Regions from separate parts of the Homo sapiens genome. Here region 2 is linked to region 1. A link is an interaction called in ENCODE POLR2A ChIA-PET data of the cell type or tissue named here. Cell type or tissue: PC-9. All regions are shown on one strand. Each heading gives the region's core, and the rest is flanking DNA. Links, peaks and the distances in the headings are about the cores only.

Evidence for each region. Peaks named below come from ENCODE experiments on the same cell type or tissue, not always from the same donor. Only the 100,000 strongest peaks of a DNase experiment are listed, where the experiment ranks them.
Region 2: POLR2A ChIA-PET joins it to region 1 with 6 read pairs; 2 of 35 experiments call an interaction of 5 or more read pairs at or near these places.

The regions. Positions count from the first base shown.
Region 1 is chr7:151,580,195-151,585,574 of GRCh38, reverse strand. All of the region lies in intron 6 of PRKAG2 (protein kinase AMP-activated non-catalytic subunit gamma 2), which reads left to right. Among named protein-coding and RNA genes, the nearest start is that of RHEB, 63 kb to the right of the region's middle. In PC-9, for the core only: no CTCF peak of the experiment used is centred there; no DNase peak of the experiment used is centred there.
Region 2 is chr7:151,496,738-151,502,117 of GRCh38, reverse strand. All of the region lies in intron 1 of RHEB (Ras homolog, mTORC1 binding), which reads left to right. It also overlaps the pseudogene ETF1P2. Among named protein-coding and RNA genes, the nearest start is that of RHEB, 20 kb to the left of the region's middle. In PC-9, for the core only: no CTCF peak of the experiment used is centred there; no DNase peak of the experiment used is centred there; H3K27ac peaks cover 671 bases.

The sequences.
Region 1 (5,380 bases), core at 113-5,112:
ATGTGAATATTCTAAAAAGATGAAAACGGGCTGAGAACAGGGAGGGAGAATGGCAAGCCCTGCCACACATGGGCTCGTGCTCGGGAATGTGCTGGAGCAGAGCAGACTAGTGGCTGAGAGTTTTTCAAAGCACATATTAACAATTTCTGTCAAGTGGTACCAAAAAAACTGACAATAAAGACATAGTCTCTTGCTCCTGTGCCTTACTCTTGTCATATTCCACAGAAACAACCTGTTGAGCCGTTGAACCAAACACACTGAGTCCATAAAACCTCCCAAGAAAAGATGCGTGGGAATGTATTACTTGAAATTTTATATATCACTTACGTTCAACCTGTAGACTGCTATGTCTAGAATTCTATAACAGAAATCATTTTTATTAAGAATTGTGAAGGTACTAATATCATTCCATTTCTTCTAGCTACCAGTGCTGATCGAGAGAAATTTGATGCTTTTTTAAAATCCCCAGCCTTTATATATGATTTTATTTTTCCCCTCTGAAGCTTTTGTGGCTCTCGCTTTCTACCTGGTACCCTAAAATTCCATCATCATGTGTCTTGTGGTCAGTTCATGGTGCCGGGCAGGTGACGTCCCGCTAGAACCTGACACTCCTAGTATCCAGTTCTCTGGTCCTTGCGTTGTTTCTTTTTTAGAATTTTTATTTATTTATTTATTTTAGAGATAGGGTTTCACTGTGTTACCCAGGCTGGAGTATGGTAGTGCAGTCACAGCCCACTGCAGCCCCCAGTTCCTGGGCTCAAGCGATCCTCCTGCCACAGCCTTCCAAGTAGCTGAGACTACAGGCGTGCACCACCACATTCAGTTAATTATTTTATTTTTTGTAGAGGCAGGGTTTTGCTATGTTGCCCAGCTGGGTCTTGAACCCCGAGGCTCAAGCGATCCTCAGCGCTGCGGCCTCCCGAAGCCACTGTGCCTAGCCTTCCTTGCATTCTTTCCTCAATCATTTTCTTCCCAGTGCTTGCTTTTCTCCGGAACTTCAGTGAGCAGCTCTGAGACCCCCGAGTTGATCTTTAATATTCTTTTCCCATTGTTTTTTCAATTTTTCTTTTCATTCCACTTTTTGGAAGATTTTTTTTTTCCTAACCCTTCTAGTGAGATCTGTGTAAAACTGGGACTTGTGTGACTTCAGCGTTCAAGGCCCTGTCAGATGGCTGCCCATTCATTCATAATTAAGAGTGACTGCTAACAGTTGGCATGGACATACCAAGTTCACAGGTGGGCTTCTTGCTTGGTGGGCTTCACTGAAGAGCAGTAAGCCAGCCATCTTTTTCATTGGAGGCCCCATGTTCCTATGTCTGTTTTATTTCTGGAGCAGTGCATTTCCTCCAGAAAACAGTCCTTCCATGGCAATGGTGGGCAACTGTTCTTCTGAAGTCGAAGGAGTACTGGGGCTTGGAGGGGCATGGAAGATGAGTTCAGGGAGGAGGGAGTCATGCAGCTGGCAAGGGAGGCCTGGGCCTGGACGGAGAAGAGTCTCGACGACCGTATTTCAGAAGCTGGACCCTTCTTGACGCAGTAGATATCAGCGTTAATTTTAAAAGCTTCACAGTCAACTTAATTACTGAAAATCAGAGTGAAGCTGTGTAGAAAGCAGTGAGGCATCAGAGGAACCAGCTTCCCATTCTGGGGAACACAGATGTTCTCCTTGGTATAGACTGCCAGAGTCTCTTAGAGCAGCTCGGGCCTGCTCACTATTCTAAAAACTTACCTATGAACATTTTATTTCCCATCTTTTCTTATCTAATTATCACATTTGCTTTGAAATGTGTTGAAAATCCTATTAAAATGTAAACTTTAAAATTAATCATAGTTTGAGCAAATTGCGTATCAGTTAAAAGGAAAGAAATTTTCAAAGGTACTCAAGATCCCTGAGCGGTTTCTTCCTGCAAATTAGAACTAGATTGTGTTAGTCCTCTTTGTATCCTGTTTATTGGTTAATTGGAACACCCTGTGCCGTCTATAATTATGGAGAATTTTCCAAGTATGATTTTAAATTGCTTTATAAACAGCTCCATGCACGTGTTCTTAAGAAAGCCAAGTTTTAGAAGGCCTCGTTATTGCAAAGAAGGTCGGCAAAACCACAGAAGCGTCAGGCCCCTCCCGAGCTCACCCAGGACACTGCTCTTTAATGCATTGTACGAGTATCATGTCCGTTTGGAATATTATATGAGATCTCTGAAGGATGGAATTGAGACTTCCTCAGTGACCTGCGGACAGGTCAACAGTGTATGTGGATGAAATTAAAAGAATAAATCTTTCATCCCAGCACTTTGGGAGGCTGAAGCAGGAGGATCACTTGAGGCCTAGAGTTTGAGACCAGCCCGGGCAACATGGCAAAACCCCATCTCTACAAAAAGATTTAAAAATTAGCTGAGCATGGTGGCATATGCCTGTGATCCCAGCTACTCAGGAGGCTGAGGCATAAGGATCACTTGAGCCTACGAGGTTGAGGCTGCAGTGAGCCGTGATCATACCACTATACTTGAGCCTGGGCAACAGAGTAAGACCCTGTCTCCAAAGTGAAAAAAAGAAGAAATTTCTGTTGGCTTCTGGTTTGGTCAGTATAGACTGGAAATTTTAAGCATTTGTTCTTCTTGGCTGTTAGTGCTGAGCACCATACTGAACATCTTCAAATACTAGCCTATTCAATCCACACCCTACACCTGTGAGGAAATATCCATTAGCCCCATTTTATAACAGCATGTTGAGGCTCACAGAGGGTTAAGTGACTGAGCAGCCACCACACAGCTGGCACGGGCCAAGGAGCCCGCGAGAAAGCCTTGGTGCTTGAGGCCATCAGAAAAACGAAGTGAGCTGCTGTGCTTATGATTTCAGTTTGAGAAATGAAGCAGTGTCCCTGTTCTGTAGAGATACACATTTTATGTGGAAAACGAGAAGTTGAAGTCCAGTAGGTGTAGCACCTTAGCTCGTTGACAAGAAGTGGGATGGCCTCTTAATTCACTCCACGTGCTTCCGTGAGCCTTGGTTGTTTTATCTTCTGTTGCAGAAGAGATACCACTTTGCACGTTAAATTCTTAACGTTCTCTTTGCCATTGAACTGCTGCTTCACTGGGGCTTTTCTCTCTATAAACCTTGCCATTGGGCTGGGGGAGGTGGCTTACCCCTGGAATCCCAGCACTTTGGGAGGCAGAGGCAGGAGGATCACTTGAGTTCAGGAGTTCAAACCAGCATGGGCAACATAACCGGACCCTGTCTCTACAAAAAATAACAAAATAAAAAGCTAGCTGTGGTGGTGTGCACCTGTGGTCCCAGCTACTCAGGAGGCTGAGGTGGGAGAATCACTTGAACCCAGGAGGTTGAGACTGCAGTGAGCCATGTTCCTGCCACTGCACTCCAGCCTGGGCAACAGAGCGAGACCCTGTCATTCATACGTACATACATACATCGATCCCTCTGTTGGACCGATACTGTCTGAAATTAATTAATTCCTCCCTCCATCCCTCCCTGCCATTGACCACGCAGCATCAGTGTCTTTCATCTCAGAATTAACTTGATTCAGCACGCGTGATCAGTTTCTAACGTCTGTATTATTACCCCGTATACTTTCCCATACATGTATTTGCCACCTTAAGAATTGGTGTTAGGCAGTTATTTCCTGTTTGTGTTGTTCACAGTGGCCTCACCGTAAACAGTATCTGCAGCATTTTGGGGGCTGAACGCTTTTGTAGCAGATTAGTCTGAGAATTTATTATGGGGAAGCAGGATGTTTTTTTCTGAGTCTGAAGTAATAATCATCATATTTGAGTGTTAAACTTAAACCCCTGCTTTTGTTGGTATCATTCTTTTAAGCCTGAGGTGTGATGAGGCTCACTGTAGTGTAAAAATGTCCATTAAATCTGTTGGATCTATATGTGATCATTTGTACAAGGTGTAAACATTAAATATCAAAATATCAAAATATTCACAAACTAAGCTAATAGCAATATTTATTCTTGGGTTTTTTTAAATTATTACACTATTTGACCAGAGATTTTTGTGTGTAGATGTCCACTGTGCTCAGTCATTTATGTCTTGAAGCTGGATACAATAGTCTCTGCCAGAAGCTTCTAGAAATGTGTCCACTGAAGGAAGCCCTCTTGTTTGGCTCTCACGTGGTCTCATCTATGGTTTAGATCCATTGGACTCATTGGCCCTTATTAGAGAAAGGCAGTCCTTGATAGGATCCTAGGACTTAGGTCATAGACAAGGTTCGTTTACTTTCTGTATTGACAATTGCAATTAAACCATGCAATAAATGCCTAGAATAGCATTTAATTACCGTTTAGTCCATTTTCATTTCATGCAGTTACTGCTATAGTTAGGTTTGTCTACCATTTTGCTATGCGTTTTTCACTTTTTCTATTGATTTGTTCTTTTATTCCTTCTTCACTCGATTTAACAAACTATGTTTAACCCATTTTTCTCCTCTGCTAGCTTTTTAGTTATACATTCTTTTTTCATTTTTATGGGTACATAGTATGTGTATATACTTATAGGGTGCATGAAATATTTTGATACAGGCATACATTGTATAATCACATCAGGATAAATGGGGTGTCCATAACCTCAAGCATTTATGATTTCTTTACATTACATACATCCCAATTATTGGTTATTTTTAAATGTACAATAAATTATTGTTGACTGTAGTCACCCTGCTGTGCCATCAAATACTAGACCGTATTCATTCTATCTAACTACATTTTTTTATCCATGAACTGCCCCTACTTCCTCCCCGCACCCACCCCCACTACCCTCCCTTCCCAGCCTCTGGTAACCATCATTCTACTCTCTATTTCCATGAGTTCAGTTGTTTTCATTTTTAGCTCCCACAAATGGATGAGAACATGTGAACTTAGTTATACATTCTTTTGTTGATCTTTCAGAGGCTGTCTTACAGATTACATAGCATCTTTGACTTACTACTTTCCATCTTTTAATAATAATTTTACCAAGTCCCAAACAATGCAAAAAATGTATACAAAAGTTAAACCGTCTCCTACCCTATGTGCTATTGTTATATATTTTGCTTCTATATAAGTTATGAATCCCACAGGATATCATTACTCTGGCTTTATGCAGTATTGATTTATGTTCACCTACATCTCTGCCCTCTCCTGTGCTCTTTGTTCCCTCCTACGGTTCTGTGCAGGTCTAGAATCTTTCCTTCAGTGCAGAGGACTCCTTAAGTATTTTTTATTTTTTTTGAGATGGAGTCTCACTCTGTCACCCAGGCTGGAGTACAGTGGCATGGTCTCAGCTCATTGCAACCTCCACCTCCTGGGTTCAAGTGATTCTCCTGCCTCAGCCTCCCAAGTAGCTGGGATCACAGGTGCGCACCACCACACCCGACTAATTT
Region 2 (5,380 bases), core at 289-5,288, 84 kb after region 1:
ACTACAGGCATGTGCCACCACACCCAGCTAATTTTTGTATTTTTAGTAGAGACAGGGTTTCACCATATTGGCCAGGCAGGTCTTGAACTCCTGACCTCAGGTGATCTGCCCGCCTCGGCCTCAAAGTGCTGGGATTACAGGCGTGAGCCACGGCGCCCAGCCCGCCTCCAAGCTCTTAATGAGCTTCTTGATCTTCCAGAACTCCACGTTCCTGTCCACAGCACTGGGGTCGTCCACCATCTTCTTGCCTCCTCTTCCCTAAGGGCCCAGTTCTGGGCAGCAGCGGCTGGTAGGACACCGGCTCTTTCTGACCAGGCAACTGCATGTGTTGCAGTGCGCTCACATGGGGCCCGTGATGTCACTTCCTCCGCCAGGGGCGGAGCACAAGGCTGCGGGATGGGTTTAACATAATTTAGGACATTTGGTTTGTTTCCACTTTGGGGCAATTATGAGTAAAACCAGTATAAACATGCAAATACAGGTTTTTGTGTTGACCATAAATTTTCGTTTGTCTTCCATAAATACTTAGGAATGAGATTGCTGGGTCATATGGTAAGTGTAGGTTAAGCTTTTCAGAAGCTGCTGAACTTGCCAAATTGACTGCACCATTTTGCATTCCCACAGGCAATGGGTGAGTGTATAGGTTGCTCCACGTCCTAGCAAGCACTGGGATGGCCAATATTTTTTATTTTAGCCATTTTAATTAGGTGTGTAGCATCTCATTGTAATTTTTAATTTACATTTCCCTAATGGATAATGATGTTAAAAGCATCTTTAATGTGCTTTGCCATTTGAATATTTTCTTTGTTAAAGTGTTCAGATCTTTTGCTCACTTTCTTAATTGGATTGTTTCTTGTTGTTGAGTTATGAGAGTGAAACATATTCTGGATATGGGTCCTTTGCACATATTTTCTCCCAGTCTGTGGCCTGTCTTTTCATTCCCTTAACAAGGCTCTTAGTACAGTTTTTAATTTTGATGAAGTCCAAGATGTTATTTTTTTCTTTTATGGATTGTACTTTGGATTTTATACCTCAGAATCTTCACCCAACTCCAGGTTGCAAAGATTTTTTTCCAATGCTTCTTCTAGAAGTTTGATAGTTTTTACATTTAGGTCTATGATTTTTTTGATTTTGGAGACAGCGTCTTGTTCCGTCACCCAGGCTGGTATGCAGTGGCAGAATCACAGCTTGCTGCAGCCTCAACCTCCCAGGCTCAAATGATCCTTCCACCTCATCCTCCCCAGTAGCTGGTACCACAAGAGCACACCACCACACCTGGCTCATTTTTTGATTTTCTATAGAGATGAGATTTCGTTATGTGACCCAGGCAGGTCTTAAATCCTGGGCTCAAGCAATATGATCTATTTTGGATCCTATACATTTTTATAGGATACAAACCAAGCTTCTCTCTCTTCTGTTTTTATTTTAAAAATTTTTTGTAGAGACTGGTCTTCCTGTGTTCCCCAGGCTTGTCTCAAACTCCTGACCTCAAGCGATCTTCGCACCTTGGCTCCAAAGTGTGGAGATTACAGCCATGAGCTACTGCCGCAGCCTCTCTTTTATTTTTTCTGATATTGACATCCAGTTGTTTCAGCACCATTTGTTGAAAAAGACCGTTCTTTGTTGAAAATCAATTGATGATACATGTGTATAGATCTATTTTGGGAGTGTGCATTTTCTTCCATTAATCTGTGTCTGTCCTTATGCCAGTACCACACTGTCTTAATTACTTTAGACTCCTAGTAAGTCTTGAAACCAGGTACATACTTTGTTTCTTCTTAAGGTTTTCTTATTTTTTTCTTAGAGATTAATTTTTTCCTTTTTTTTGTTGGTTTGTAATAAGTACCTATGTTGAAGTGGACTAAAAAAAGTCCAGTTTTTATTTCTAGTCCATTTTTCAGAGTCACATTCTCATCTTCCTAATGTTTCATCTTCTCATGTCACTCTTCTGACTGGAAAACCCTTAGTGGCTTTTGAAAGTAAATCTTCAGCATGTTTTTTTAAAGACATTTTCAGGCCAGGCACAGTGGGTTCACACCCATAATCTCAGCACTTTGGGAGGACAGAATGGGCGGACCGCTTGAGCCCAGGTGTTTGAGACCAGCATGGGCAGCATGGTGGACCCTGTCTCTACAAAAAAAACTCACTGGGTGTGGTGGGGACACCCTGTAGTCCCAGCTACTTGGGAGGCTGAGACAAGAGGATCCCTTCAGCCCAGGAGTTGGAGGCTGCAGTGAGCTCTGATTGCTCTACTGCACTCCAGCCTGGGCAACCGAGGGAGACCCTGTCTCCGAAAAAAAGACACTTCCAAAGTGGAGGAGGGTGATATTTGACTTTTCTCAATTAGTAGTACCTTTCTCCCTGTTGAGACTACAGGTTCCTTGTAGGTTTCAATCAGGTATTTTATACTAACTCTTCCACAATTACACGTGGAGTAGGACTTCAGTTGGTGTTTGTGGATTCAAGGTGTTGATCATAATTTGGGAAAGGCTTGATTGAATATGGGATTGTGGTACAGAATTGAATAACTGTTTACTGAATATGTATGTGATGGGTGCCAGGTACTGTGCTTTATATCTGTGATTTCATTTAATCATTATGATGCAGAGAGATTTTGAGGCCCAGAGCGCTTAACTTCAAGACACAGCTAGGATTCACACCACAGTCATGAGTTTAAATCCTAAACCTTTACCCACTCTCCTGTTTCTTCCTTTCCTGTCCTGTCCTGCCCTTTCCTTTCCTGTCCTTTCTTTTCGTTTTTTATAGAGTTTCACTCTTGTATCCCAGGCTGGAGTGCAGTGGCACGATCTTGGCTCACTGCAACCTCTGCCTCCCAGGTTCAAGTGATTCTTGTGCCTCAGCCTCCCCAGTAATTGGGATTACAGGCTCGTGCCACCACGCCCAGCTATTTTTTTGTATTTTTAGTAGAGACTGGGTTTCACCAGCTGGTCTCAAGCTCCTGAGCTCAGTCAGTCCACCCGCCTTGGCCTCCCAAAGTGCTAGGATTACAAGCCTAAGCCACTGTGTCTGGCCTATTGTGTTTATTTTTAATGTGTTTCTCCCCATTAGAATTTATATACTGAGGAAGGGGTTTGTGTCTATTCATCAATGTATTCCCAGGCTTAGAATTGTGCCTCGCACTTAATAGCTGTTTAACAGATAGATACTTGAGTAAATGAATGAATTAATCCATAGTCAGATCTTTGAAAACTTGGGATTCAGAATGGAATGGAATGTTGCCATGCTTGGAACTGTAAAAATACAGCTGTTAGGAGGTAGAGCTGGGAGAAAGGACGACTGGAGAGTTAATCTTATTCTACAAAAGGGATTCTGTCTGTAACTGATGAAACTAGGTAGAGGTTTAAGTAAATGTGTAACCGAGCTGGAGGGAAGAAACCTAATAGCTGTTCTGCGGGAATGTCATCATTTAGTCAGTAGGGAGGTAGACATCCAGAAGTCACAGCTTGCCTCTTGCCTCTTGCCTCTGCCCAGTAGCTTTTCAGTGGTATCTTTTTAAGAGAGGGTCTCACTCTGTCACCCAGGCTGGAGTGCAGCTTTGACCTCCCGGGCTCAAGTGGTCCTCCCATCTCAGCCTCCCAAGTACCTGGGAGCATGGGCGTGCACTACCACACCCTGCTAATTTTTTTTTGTATTTTTTTTATAGAGACTGGGGGGGTCTCACTGTGTTGCCCGGGCTGGTCTTGAATTCCTAGGCCCAAGAAATCTGCCAGCCTCAGCCCAGTCTCCAAAATTGCTAGGATTACAGCTACTGTATCCTTTCAATTCAGTGGTACTCATTGAGTTCTATTCTGCAGGTTGCATTGATGTTTGATTTCTTTCATTGATGTTTCCCCTAAAGTTAGAGAGCTGCTTCTCTTCCTCTTCCTTAATTGCCTCCAGTACTTTAAACTCTATTTACCTGACCTTTTCCTTGAAGGTTCCTCAAGCCAGGACCTACGCACCTGTTGTGAGTGGTGTTATAGTTCTGCAGGGCGCACAGGTGCATCCCCATGGGCACATTTAATTTAGGTGAGTAAAATGGAGCTGTAAGTGGCTGAGATCATTTTCTGTAAGGTGCATTCATCTTCATGGTCAAGTGTGTGGCACCCAACTACTGCAGCATCCAGCAAGAGTTCCCTGTAACACTGAGAGCAAAGGGGAGCCTAATCAATATGCCCCGTTGGATTTTTAAGTATATTTAAATATTTCAGAGATACCATTATAACAAGCCACATGGAATGAAGTTAACTAAAAATGTGTTTATAACTAATTCAGGAGGAGGAAGGTTCAGAGGAGACCAGGAGGGAGTGTGGGATCTAGAGAACAAGGGGATAGAACAGCTTTTGTGGAAGGGGAGGGTGGCTAACTCTTCCTCCGGTGAAAACGTCAGACCGTGTAAGGCAGACAGGGCTACATGCCCAGCTCAGGAGCTCCAGTCACTGTGTTTGATGCATGTGCACCAAGGCTGGGACACTGGGTGAATAGAGGATAGCGGCGATCGGGACATTGCGAGTGCCGTCCTCATAGCTCAGAAGTCATAGCATGTCTTAATCATGGCCATATCCTCAGTGCCTGGCCCATAGTAGGTGTCCTTTAAGTGATTATGAACTGAGTTGCTGGTAGGAGCTGGAGGATTAGGGAACACTCTGGAGGCGATAGGTGATAATAGTTGAACTTGCTGCCTGAGGGCAGTGGTTCCTAAACATTGAACTGTGCAGCTGAATCACCTAGGGGGCTTGTTCATACTTCCATTCTGGAATTGCGCATCCAGTAGATTTGAGTGGGACTCAATAAATTACATTTGTTACAGGTTACCCTGTAGTACTAAGCTGCTGGGCCCACACTTTGAGAAAGAATTACTACTGTTGGAGGCAAGGAAGAAGCCACTCAGTATTCTAAAGCAATGGGACATGGAGGGATAGACCTTAGCTTGCTAAGGGTCACCAGCCCACATGGTTGTGGAATTTTCTGTAGCTGAGCTCAATAGGCTCACAAAGGCAGTTGATTAGATTAAGATCATAGAGGTTTGTGGCTGGGTGCGGCGGCTCATACCTGTAATCCCAGCACTTTGGGAGGCTGAGGCAGGCAGATCACAAGACCAGGGATCGAGACCATCCTGGCTAACACAGTGAAACCCCATCTCTACTAAAAATACAAAAAAAAAAAAAAAAATAGCCGAGTGTGGTGGTCGGTGCCTGTAGTCCCAGCTACTTGGGAGGCTGAGGCAGGAGAATGGTGTGAACCTGGGAGGCGGAGCTTACAATGAGCCAAAATTGCATCACTGCACTCCAGCCTGGGCAACAGAGCAAGACTCTGTCTCAAAAAAACAAAACAAAACAAAAAAACAAAAGTCATAGAGGTTTGTTGAAGGGCCCTACAG